Linked DNA regions of Mus musculus: region 1 is linked to region 2. The links are chromatin loops, found by intact Hi-C in ENCODE. Cell type or tissue: left cerebral cortex. All regions are shown on one strand. Each heading gives the region's core, and the rest is flanking DNA. Links, peaks and the distances in the headings are about the cores only. Region 1 holds the start of Adgrl3 (adhesion G protein-coupled receptor L3). Region 2 has its middle 220 kb from the start of 1700031L13Rik.

What was found. Peaks named below come from ENCODE experiments on the same cell type or tissue, not always from the same donor. Only the 100,000 strongest peaks of a DNase experiment are listed, where the experiment ranks them.
Region 1: it touches region 2 in a loop (4-fold over the local background); 5 of 42 quality-filtered maps call a loop at or near these places.

What each region holds. Positions count from the first base shown.
Region 1 is chr5:81,016,149-81,021,536 of GRCm38, forward strand. Adgrl3 (adhesion G protein-coupled receptor L3) reads left to right here and starts at 4,604. Exons shown (of 27, transcript NM_001359828.1): 1 at 4,604-5,197. In left cerebral cortex, for the core only: no CTCF peak of the experiment used is centred there; DNase peaks (open chromatin) are centred at 3,192, 3,607 and 4,632; H3K4me3 peaks cover 1,810 bases; H3K27ac peaks cover 1,775 bases.
Region 2 is chr5:82,343,537-82,348,924 of GRCm38, forward strand. No RefSeq gene overlaps it. Among named protein-coding and RNA genes, the nearest start is that of 1700031L13Rik, 220 kb to the left of the region's middle. In left cerebral cortex, for the core only: a CTCF peak has its summit at 3,324 (motif pointing left); a DNase peak (open chromatin) is centred at 3,317.

The DNA of each region.
Region 1 (5,388 bases), core at 137-5,136, 1.3 Mb before region 2:
AGATTATATGCCCCAGTACAGGGGAATGCCAGGGCCAGGAAGTAGGAGTGGGTGATTTGGGGAACAGGGCAGGGGTGGGGGAAGATAATGGGGATTTTCAGAGAGGAAACTAGGAAAGGGGATAGCATTTGAAATGTAAATGAAGAAAATTCTAAATCCCCCCCATATTTAAAAAAAAAATGCCTGCAAACTGCTTAGAGAGCTCCAGGTTTCCATGTCCGGTAGGCTTTCCAGTGATACAGTTGCTTTGGACTCACCCCAGCTCCTTCCCTAAGTAAACTCTTGTGCATACTCCTGTCAGAAACCTTAGATAAAACCTCATGGAGTCACCAAAGTGGGTACTGTTGCAGTTCTTACTTTATTCTATCAGTGGGCTCCCTTTTTTAGGTGAGTAGATGTGTGTGTGTGTGTGTGTGTGTGTGTGTGTGTGTGTTTTGTCTCCCCAAGAAATTTTGTCACACAATTTCTTCATGGTGTACATTTTTGTAAGTTGCATTTTTGTTGGCAGAAGCTATTTACTAATGTTTATCTACTATTTCTATCTATTCTGCACACCCAATTTTTCAGTGTTTTAAATGAGATTGGAATCTCATGAATGATGTTCAACACTTTATTGTACTTACTGATTTGCAAAGAATCCTTGGGTCAGGAAAGTTTAAAAGTTATTATGTTTTAATGTTTTCTTTTCCCAATTAATTAGTATTCTCGGTTTTAAAATTTGAATTTCTTTCCATCTGGTTACTATTGATTTGCCTCAGATTAAATATCAGGTGTGCCAACTCTTTCTAGTATCCTGGAGTAAACAACCCCAAAACACCATCCAAGTATTCCTGGAGCTACTTTGTATCGAGGGTCTGTGCTTTAAGTAATCTGCTTTTGTCTTTTCTCTAACATGAAGAAGTCCAGTATAATTGGGTAGATGAAAATGCACAGAACTTACTTTGCTCTCATAGAGGACTCACCTGAGAATATATCAGCAAGAATCACAGATTTACTACCTGGAGAGAGAGGTTTAATCAAACGTAGAAGACTATGCTCATCATATCAAAAGTGACTTGAAAATACAGAGGTTGAGTTTAAAATATGGATAACTTCTGGAAACAGTGTAATTTGACACACAGCTAAACTACACATGCAATCAATACTCCTACTTGCACTGTGTTTAAAAAAAAATAAGCTGTTTTTATTACCTTTTCCCCCATCACTAAGTAGGATCTTTGAAATTCTTTATTTTTGGTCCATGTCCACATTGGCTAGCTAAGGAGTCTATAAGTAACATTTTTACTTATAGACTCCTTAGCTATAGCTATAAATTATTTATATTTGTCTTCCTGCTGCCATCACTAATAGTATGTAATATCTTTGATTTACTTCATACCTTATACACTTAAAAATATTCTATTATTTTTCTAAATAAATTCACTAAGCATATGGTAAATAGGAACTGAGTTGTTTCCATCTTGCTTCCTTTACAACTAAGAGTCTCTTGTCACAGTTTGCTAGTCTAGTCTTGGTGAAGCCCTTGTTTAAGTCACAAGTGAGTCCAGATGTCAATTTGTATTTACGTATCCAAGGGCGCTTATAAATGTCCTGTATTAAGGGAATAAAAGCAGCCATACTTGAGCCTATGAAAATCTACTTGGTCAGAACTCAGCCATTAAATCTCTTTGACTTTCTATTTCCCCCACTCCCAAATGAATTACTAGATACACAAAGAGCATATAATATATAGTATATTCTTTCCCAATATAGCTTGGAACTTACCTTTAAGAGAGCTCTTATAATCTGAGAAGATATAGTGACATGCAGCTAATTATTTGAAAAGAGACCAAAATAAGCAGGACAACATAGGCATTGTGGTAGAGGTACCATCACAGTGCTGTGTGAGCTAGTTAGCTGCTTAGTCACATTTTCGTTCCCCATGACAGCATGCCTATAAAAGTAACCTCATGGGAGGGAACGTTCATTTTGGCTTACAGTTTTGGAGGCCTCAGTCTAAGCCTAATTGTCTTTGTTGTTTTGATATTTACGATACAAAACAATACCTCTGATTGTATAACAAAACAAAGCTGTTCACCTCCGTGACTGGGATACAGGGTACTTGGTGGGAAGGTCCCTGGATCCTCTACAAGGTTCCATCTTCAAGGTTCTAACATCCTTAGAGCAAGCCAACCTCTTAAAAATTCTACTACCCCACAAAATCATCAGTAGCTGGAGACCAGCCTTTAACATAAAGTCCTTTGGTGGATACTTAGGATCCAAACTGTAGCAGAGAAGATAATGGCTATGGTGTGTGTAGCATATACCATATGTTACAAAGGCTTTTTCTCACCTTGGGATAGCTAAGAAAGGGGTTCTTTAGAAAATCTGGTGGGGGGGGAGGGTAGGGGGGACTTTTGGGATAGCATTGGAAATGTAATTGAGGAAAATACGTAATAAAAAAATAAAAAGAAAAAAAAGAAAATCTGGCATGTGAGTTGAGCTTTGAAGAATGAAAGAAATTCATTCTTGTGTCAGGGATGATCAGATAATTACGATGATGGTTAGCTTTACAGATCTGCTGGGGTTGTAGTTTCCAACTTGCAAATTCCCACAGGCCAGGAGATCATTATGACACTATACTGCCTCACTATACAGCCTCATTCAACTTGGGAGACCTGAATAGGAATGTGATGTACCTGTTGGTTTCATACAATAAATCCTAGTCACTAGACTATGCTTATATAGAAACTACATCCACAGTCCTTGAAGCGATAAAATGTTATAGGAGAGAAGCGGGGGGGGGGAGGGGGGGAGGAAGGAAGGAAGAAAGAAAGACATTTTTTAACAATTTCATTTACAAAAGCATCCCAAAGAGGTACAATTAGTTGATGAAGGTCACGTGGGCAAACTTTATCACAGCAGAAGGCATGGAGATAGAACCAAGACAGTTTTCTATATCCTTCATGGTAATTTTTATTGTAGTGAAATCAAAATCATTGAGTCTCTAGGTCCTATCTTTTCGTAGAAAGGTGTGCTTTCAATTTTGCAATGAACTTGTACATTGAGGTAAGTTTCAAGAAACATAAAATGGACTCAAAGCAGGCAATGCTTTAGAAGTCAGCACCCGCATAAAGAACACGTGGAGTAATCTGCACCTGAAAAAAAAAAAAAAGACACTGGCAGAACTCCCAGCCTGGTACCTCATTCACCTAGAGCAGAAGAGTGGGGGAGGAGGAGAACGGGAGGGAGGAAGGGAGAGTGAAGAGATTGAGTGGAGAGAGGGGGGGGGGCTAGAGATGAGTGGAAATGGAGAGCAGAGAAGAGAGAGAGAGAGAGAGAGAGAGAGAGAGAGAGAGAGAGAGAGAGAGAGAGAGAGAGAGAGAGAGAGATGCTCCTATCCAGGAGAGAGATACCCTTTGTCTGACAAACCCTGCAAGGGAAGCCTCCCTTAGCCGCCCCACGGTTCCCACCTCCAAGATTCTGCGGAGCGGCTAGGTGGAGCCCGCGCCCGCGGAGCCCTCGCGGACTCCAGATCCGGGTTTTGCCGGCCGCCCCTTTCCCGGCCTTGGAGCCCCCCTCCCTGGTCCTGGGAGCTCTCTCGCCCCGTCACCCCGCCAGAGGCTCACTCGGGCCTCGGCTGCGTTGGCCGCTGCGCTCACGCTGCCTGTCTGCGGGCGCGACCGCCCCCTCCGCCCGCTCGGCCCGCAGCGCTCGCTCCAGTTCCCAGGAGCGGGGATGCAGATGGCACGGCCGGGCCAGGAGGGCGACGCCGCCACCGCTGCCGCCGCCGCCGCTGCTGGCATCTCGCGGACTGCGCGCTGCCTCCGCTCCCGCAGCTGCTACTGCTGCTGCTGCCGCCGCCACCGCCTGTGACTCGCCCCCCCCCCTCCCCTTTCTTTCTTCTCGCTCTCTCTTTTATTTATTTATTTATTTCGTTGGCCTCAGTCTTCTCCCTCCGGGTGTGCGCGCGCGGGCTGCACGGTGTGCTGGGGCAGGAGCTCGCCCCTGTGTGTGCGCGCGAGGGGAAGAGCGTGTGCGTGTCTGGAGGGCGCCCCGAGCCTCAGTGGCTCCGGTGGGGAGTCCAGAAGAGAAAAAAATAAAATTAAATAAAATTAAAAAAAAAAAAAAAAGAGGACCGAAGCCGGCGGCCGAGGAGGAGGTTGGCGGTGACGGCATCGGCTCAGACCCCGGGCCGGGCGATGAAGCTCCCGCATGCCCGAAGCTACCCGGCCTGGCCGGCGAGCTGATAGGCGACCACCGGAGCTCGGGGCTCGCCCCCCGCGGCAGGCACGCAACCCTCGGCGACCCGGCGCCCGCTCTGCCCGCGCGTCCACGCCGTGCACCCGGCAAGGAGTTTGCGCGGCTCGCGCCTGGGCTCTCGGAGCGGGTTGCGGGCGGCAGAGCGGACCCTCTGCTGCCGGAGCACCTCGGGGGCAGCAGGAGGAGGACGGCGAGGAGGACTGGGCGGAGAAGCCACTACTGGTCCTCGCCGCTGCCCCTACCTATCCCCTCCCTCTCGCTCGGAGGCGGAAAGGGGAGGACGAGGAAGAAGAAGAAAAAGAAAGAGAAGGGGGGTGGGGTGGGAGAACTGGATATAAAGATCGGCTGCGGGGGGGGGGATGGTGGAAGATTTTTGGTCTCCTCAGCAGCTGCTTTTCTTGCGGCGGCGGCGGCGGCGGCGGCTGCAGGAGGAGGGAAAGCAGCTCTGGTTATGACTGCCGCATGTTAATAGCTCCCGCTTGGGTCCACCGGCTGCAGCGAGAGACACAGCCTGACTCCGAAGTTGTGCAACTGTGCCCTGAGAGAGACATTTGAACCCTCCTTCTCTTTGCTCCGCTTTTGCCCCCCTGGGGCGTGTGAAGCGAGGAAACGTAAAGGAAGACTAGCATTGGCTTTCCCGGCTTCCCCTTTCTCCATGGCTGTGTAGAAGAAGAAAGGAAAAGAGACACTTTTTGTTGTTTCTTTGACTGGGGTCTCCACCCTCCTGTCGTCTCTGCGGTTTGATCAGTCGTTGCTTGGTGTGACTGGGGTGTCTACAGTGGGACAGGTCCATCTTTTTTCTGTTTTCTTTTTCTTTCTTCTTCTTTTTTTATTTCTTCTTTTTTTGTGTGTGTGTGTGCCCCGGGGCTCAATGGATGGATTGTGGAAAACTGCACCGGGTTGCAGGTTGTTGAGCAACTGATGGGACCATCTCAGGGACCGGCGGTTACGAAAGGTAATTTATTCTTTGCACTCTTCATAATTGTGGTCGCCCTGGTCGGGCGCAGGCGGCGGCATCCGATGGGCTGGCAACCGAGGGGGTGCGGGGTTCACGTACACTCACCCTTCCACTCACACATTCGCCTTCGCACACTCGCCCTCATGCGCACACTCATCTGATCGTGATGCGGGGCGGGAAGGGAGCCT
Region 2 (5,388 bases), core at 292-5,291:
GGGGAGTTATGGAACCCAACTAAATCTTTGGAGACTTAGATAAATCCCACTTGTGTTCAGGTGCATGCACACACTTATCCAAAGTATTTGGTGTAAGTTTCAGAGGTATAAAGAAATTTTAGTTATTTTAACAATTTAAACCTAATTTTTTCAAAATATGCAAGAATTTGCATAGCTATTTATGGGGTACATAATGATGCTATAGTGTGTAAAGAATGTGGAACAACTAATTGATGCTAATTAATACAACTATTACTTTAGCAATCATCAAAGATTTTTTTTTTAATCTAAACACAAACATTGTACCCTTTGGTGGCATCTTTCCATCCTCCTACACCCTGGACTTTAATGATGACTATTCTCTGCTGATGATCAATCATTTCACGGATAACTGAGATCATGCAAAGATTGTCTGCCTGTATTTCTCTGGTCTATTTTACATGACACGACTTCATCCCCTAGTTTAATTTCTATGGTCACATATGATATCCTCATGGTAAAGACTGGTTCATATTCTATTGTGCATATAGACATTTGAATTGTGTGAATAGTGGGCTGACTGACAGTGTGGCTCAGTGGGTAATGGTGTTTGTCAGCAGGTCTGCTAATCTGAGTTGCATCCTCAGGTACCACATGTTAGAGAAGGAAACGATGCCCATAGATTGTCATCTAATATCCAGATGTGTCTAGTGGGATGCGAATGTCCACACATGTCCACATAAAATAAATTAAAGGAACCCACTTTTAAAAAGAACATTAACTTTGTTTAGCTTAATTCTGATATATTGTAATTTTAAAAAGAAAGTCCTTATATAAGTAAATAATTATAGATTTATTTAGTTAGTATTTTTTCAAACATCATTATGTTGAGACAAACTTGCTAAGTTTTCTCAATTGTCACATTACTCACAAGTCACATGAGGTTGACCTTAAGTTTGTGGTAATCCTCCTGTCTCTACTTCCTGAGTGCTGGCATTTCTAGTATGTGCCAAGACACCCAGCTCCAAGTACATAGCTTTACGCCATTATCCTATCAGCGACATTGATAGCATTATTTGACGATAACTAATCACAGCAGGGCTTTGTGTCTCAGATAAAATTCACATGAAGTTCAGGCCTGCTTGCAAGTTACTATTCAAGCAAGGATGCCCAAGGTCCTCCAGTGTCTGCTAGCAGGTGCTGGGAGTGCAGGGGTTCACCATGCCTGGCACCAAGAGCAGTTTTGTGAAGTAAGCTGCATGCATATAATAAACCTAGTGTAGGAGAACAGCTAAGACCCCAAACTCAAGCGACATTTCTGGAGTTAACACTTACTGCAATGTTTTGAACTCCTGTTAAATACTAAACCTTTAACTATGGAGTTTGAGGACATGTATCCCCAGAGAAAATGCTTGATTCTCACTTACATAAACAGAATCGAATGCTAACTGGATAAAGAAGCAGATGCAATCATCTCTCACACAAAGATGTTAGTAAAAGAAAACAAGGACAAGTATAGCCTCATGACACTGGGAACAGTGAAAGTCATGGTTTGATGTTTTGAATATCAAGTGTTTTCTTAAGTAGGAGTAAAAGTCAGAACTTTTGACCAGCAATTAATAGATGTGATTAGTAGCATTAATTTTTTTCACTGAGATTACACAATCATGAATCAATGTCATTGAGGAGAGATATGTATGATATCTCTAATTAAGAATATTAAATATGCATGCCACAAGCATCTCTTACAATGCCATACTAAATCTGAATAGGTTCAGTAGAAATTTGTGGAAAGAGTATATCATAGCAGAACTATAAAAGGAAATTTCAGTACAACACTAAAATAATCTCAAATCTCCTGCAAAAGTCATCAGTGGAAACAGTGAACAATGTGTTCAAGTCTTTAAGTATAAGTATGGGGGAGAGATAGATGCTGTCCTCTTGTCAACAACAAATGAAGGATACATAGAAGCCACACCCCTATATTGTTTGGAAAAGTACAAGTTAAATAATTATTTTAAAAGATGTGTATTTTTTGTTGAGTAAATTTCCTTCTAAATGCCACCCAACGGAATCTGTGTGTGTGTGTGTCTGTGTGTGTGTGTGTGTGCACATGTGTATGCATGTGTGCATGTGCATTTGCGCACACATAGGAATGTGCATATGAGAACATTTTTCTAATAAAAACTAAAATAAATAATATCCTAAAGATTTACATAGAAAAGTGGTTGAAGTACTTTAGCATATCCAAACTCCTGAATATCACACTTTTACAAATGATTATTTAAACATGTGTGGGGAATAAAAAGATATTTAGTATTTTTTTTAATTGAAAAATAAAGTTACTAAACAATGTGTGTATCCTGAATGAGGAGTGTGGGCATCCATATATTTGCTACACATTAAAACTGCTGCATAGATGAAGAGATTTATCATTGAGGTTGGTGTCCAATGGAGAGGAAGGGGAAGTCTCCAGGACAAGCAGTACATGCGTGTCTGCATCCCTTAATAAGTAATGCTGAGAACATCGCATGTAGTTATGGAAGGCTTTCCCAGAGACAAGACTGAAATGTTCCTCCTTCGGACATGCATTTTATGCATGCCTCTGTTACTATCTTTTAAATTTTTTATTACGTTTAATATTTTATTTTGTGTACATATATGTGTGAGAGCAACTTGTAAACGAGAACTCTCTCCTCCCACTATGTGAATTGGGGGATGGTCTTCGGGCTTGGCCACCAGCATCTCTACCCTCTGAGATACATCACACAGCCTCTGTTTTTAACATAATTGTAGATTCTCATGCTTCGTTGGGAAACTTTCCCACATTGGTTTTTAATTTTATAGACGAAACGACACTTCCCACAACTTTCCTCATTTCCCCCTTTATCAGTATAGAATTCTTACTCTCTAATTTTCTTAAAAACCAAACAACAACAACCCACCATTAACGGGGTGACTGTGGAAGAGACAAGTGACTTACATGAGTTTCATATCATATTTTTGTCACTGTGAAATTCAAAACCTATGCAAATTTGTAATTTGGTTAATGTTTCTACCCAACAAATATCCTGTCATCCAACATGGGGGAAGGAATGTGCCATTCTGTTCTTCCAGGTTGCCACAGCTCTTTGTCATGAGCATGTTATTGCAAACGTGTTCCCTAATTGGAGAAGAATGGCTCACGTTTCCTTGCTAATAGGCCAGATACCTGTGTGAATGGAATAGCAAGAGGAACATGAAATAATGTTCATTTGTGGTTAATATCAGGGTTACAAAAATGAACTGATGCTAAGAAAGCCACGCTAAATAAAGGCTTTTCTGCTAGTCTATAGCGCCACCCAGTGTTAAGGGATTCTCAGTGGCACTCTTGACACAGGAAGCCATTGCGTGCTGCTGGTTGGACTCCGAGCTTCAGTCTATGCTCTTTAGTGTTTGCTTAGGGATATTACAGATGTTTGCTTGGGGAAAAACATCAAATTGAGCGAAAACAGTGATAAGAACTAGCTGGAATGTTCTGGTAATCTCCACACGGTGCTAACTCTTTTCTCTGTTCTTAATTGCTAGAAGAAAAATAATTCGGAACTATTAATTCATCGTTTATTTTAAGGTGCTTTAAAGCATTCGTGTGAGCATTTCTGAGGTCATTTCAGACTGAGGCATGGCTTATGCTGATGCATGTCCAAGTACTGCCTTGTTAAAGTTCAATTCAAGACAAAAACAGTACATGTACAGAAAATAACATCAACAAATTTATTTTTCTAAAGTGATTTCTACTGTTATATATTTCTCTTGAGAGATGTTAAAGGAAAAATAAAGATTAAATATATATTGTGGAAGTTTTAGAAAGGGAAAAAATTAAACAGATATTGCTTCAGTATTTCTAACAGAAACAAACTCACAAAAGTGAGAAGAAAATACAAAATTTCTTCTTTTTCTGTGACTATTCAGAACATTAGCAGAATTGGAAAAAAAATGACCTTAGCTGTTATAGTTAATGGAGGAACATTAGCTCGGAGTGCTATTTTGCACTAATTTGTATATTAAACTTCTTCATGTGTCTGAAATGCAGCAGAAGTGCAGAGTGTAGCCAAGAGAAATACATTTCAGATCCCCACAGTAAATAGAAGAAAACAACAGTTTTGCTCATGGCCATATCAAAGTTAATAGGAAAAGAATGGTGACTGTGTGTGAGAATATTGAAAGTCTTTGATTACAGGATATCCAGCATAGGGAGACATCTCTGATCCCCAAAACACTTCCAATTCAACTAGCATAGTCCCCATTTTAAAATACTTTTTTGCAAGTGGGAAGTAGTCACTACTATTTTTAATGTAGCTATAATATAGTAAGTGTTACTCCTCAATAATTAGACGGAGATCCATAGTGAAAGGTTGCTTTCCACATAAATCCCATGCTTGATTCAAGGTCCATGATAGGGTAAAAATGTTCAGAAAGATGTATGTTGCCAATATTTAGTCTAAAAATGTCATATGCAGATCTTGGGCAGAGGCTGTTAGCTGTCTGCGAGGATTTTTGTGTGAGCTGAGTTAGCTCAACTTCACCTCCCATCTAATCATAACACAACTAAATAAAGTACATGTCATGATTGGGCCAGTCTGAAGGATTCTCAGTAATCAGACATGTGGTCACAGCTCAACCGCTGGGAGAACAGGCTTTAAACAGTAAGAATGAATGTCTGCAAAGAGAGTTATCATCAGCTGAAATTAACTGCAGGCTGTATTGAAAGACTGTAGTTAAAGAAGCAGTGGTAAGTGTGCACAAATGTACACAAAACATATGATACGTTTTAGGTGTCATCACATATTATTTTACCTGAAATAAATTTATTTAAAATAAATAAATAAATAAATTGTAAACAATGATAATGAAATATCAACAAAATAATCTACAAAATAACATACTTTTATGTTATTTTTGTTTTTAATATTATAGCATCATATCCTGCTCCTCTTTCCTCCCTTCAAATTCTCTTCAAAATGTATAAAACTGTACCAATATAAAAATTCTATGTGCATGTAATATATTCACAATTGTCCTGAAAATTCGAGTGTCTAGTTGTTTAGTTTCTGTGCTCTTTATAGACCAGAATTTTTGTTACCTTAAGTACAAATTTTAATCCATTGTTCTTACTTATTTTCTGTAACTAAGATTTATATAGTTATATACATAAATCAGATGCATGAGTTATATTCCTAAGTTATACCTACATGAGGAAAATAGTCTATGGTTACATAAAAATAGATGCTTTAAACTGTAAAGAATAAAACAAACAGCAGCTAAATTTTGCTTCCACTGTAAAAAAAGAGAAGTTTGGAACCTATGCGTTGGATGATTTGAGTCTGAATACAGTGTCAGCTGCGGCTACAGAAGCCAGAATGTGCCCTT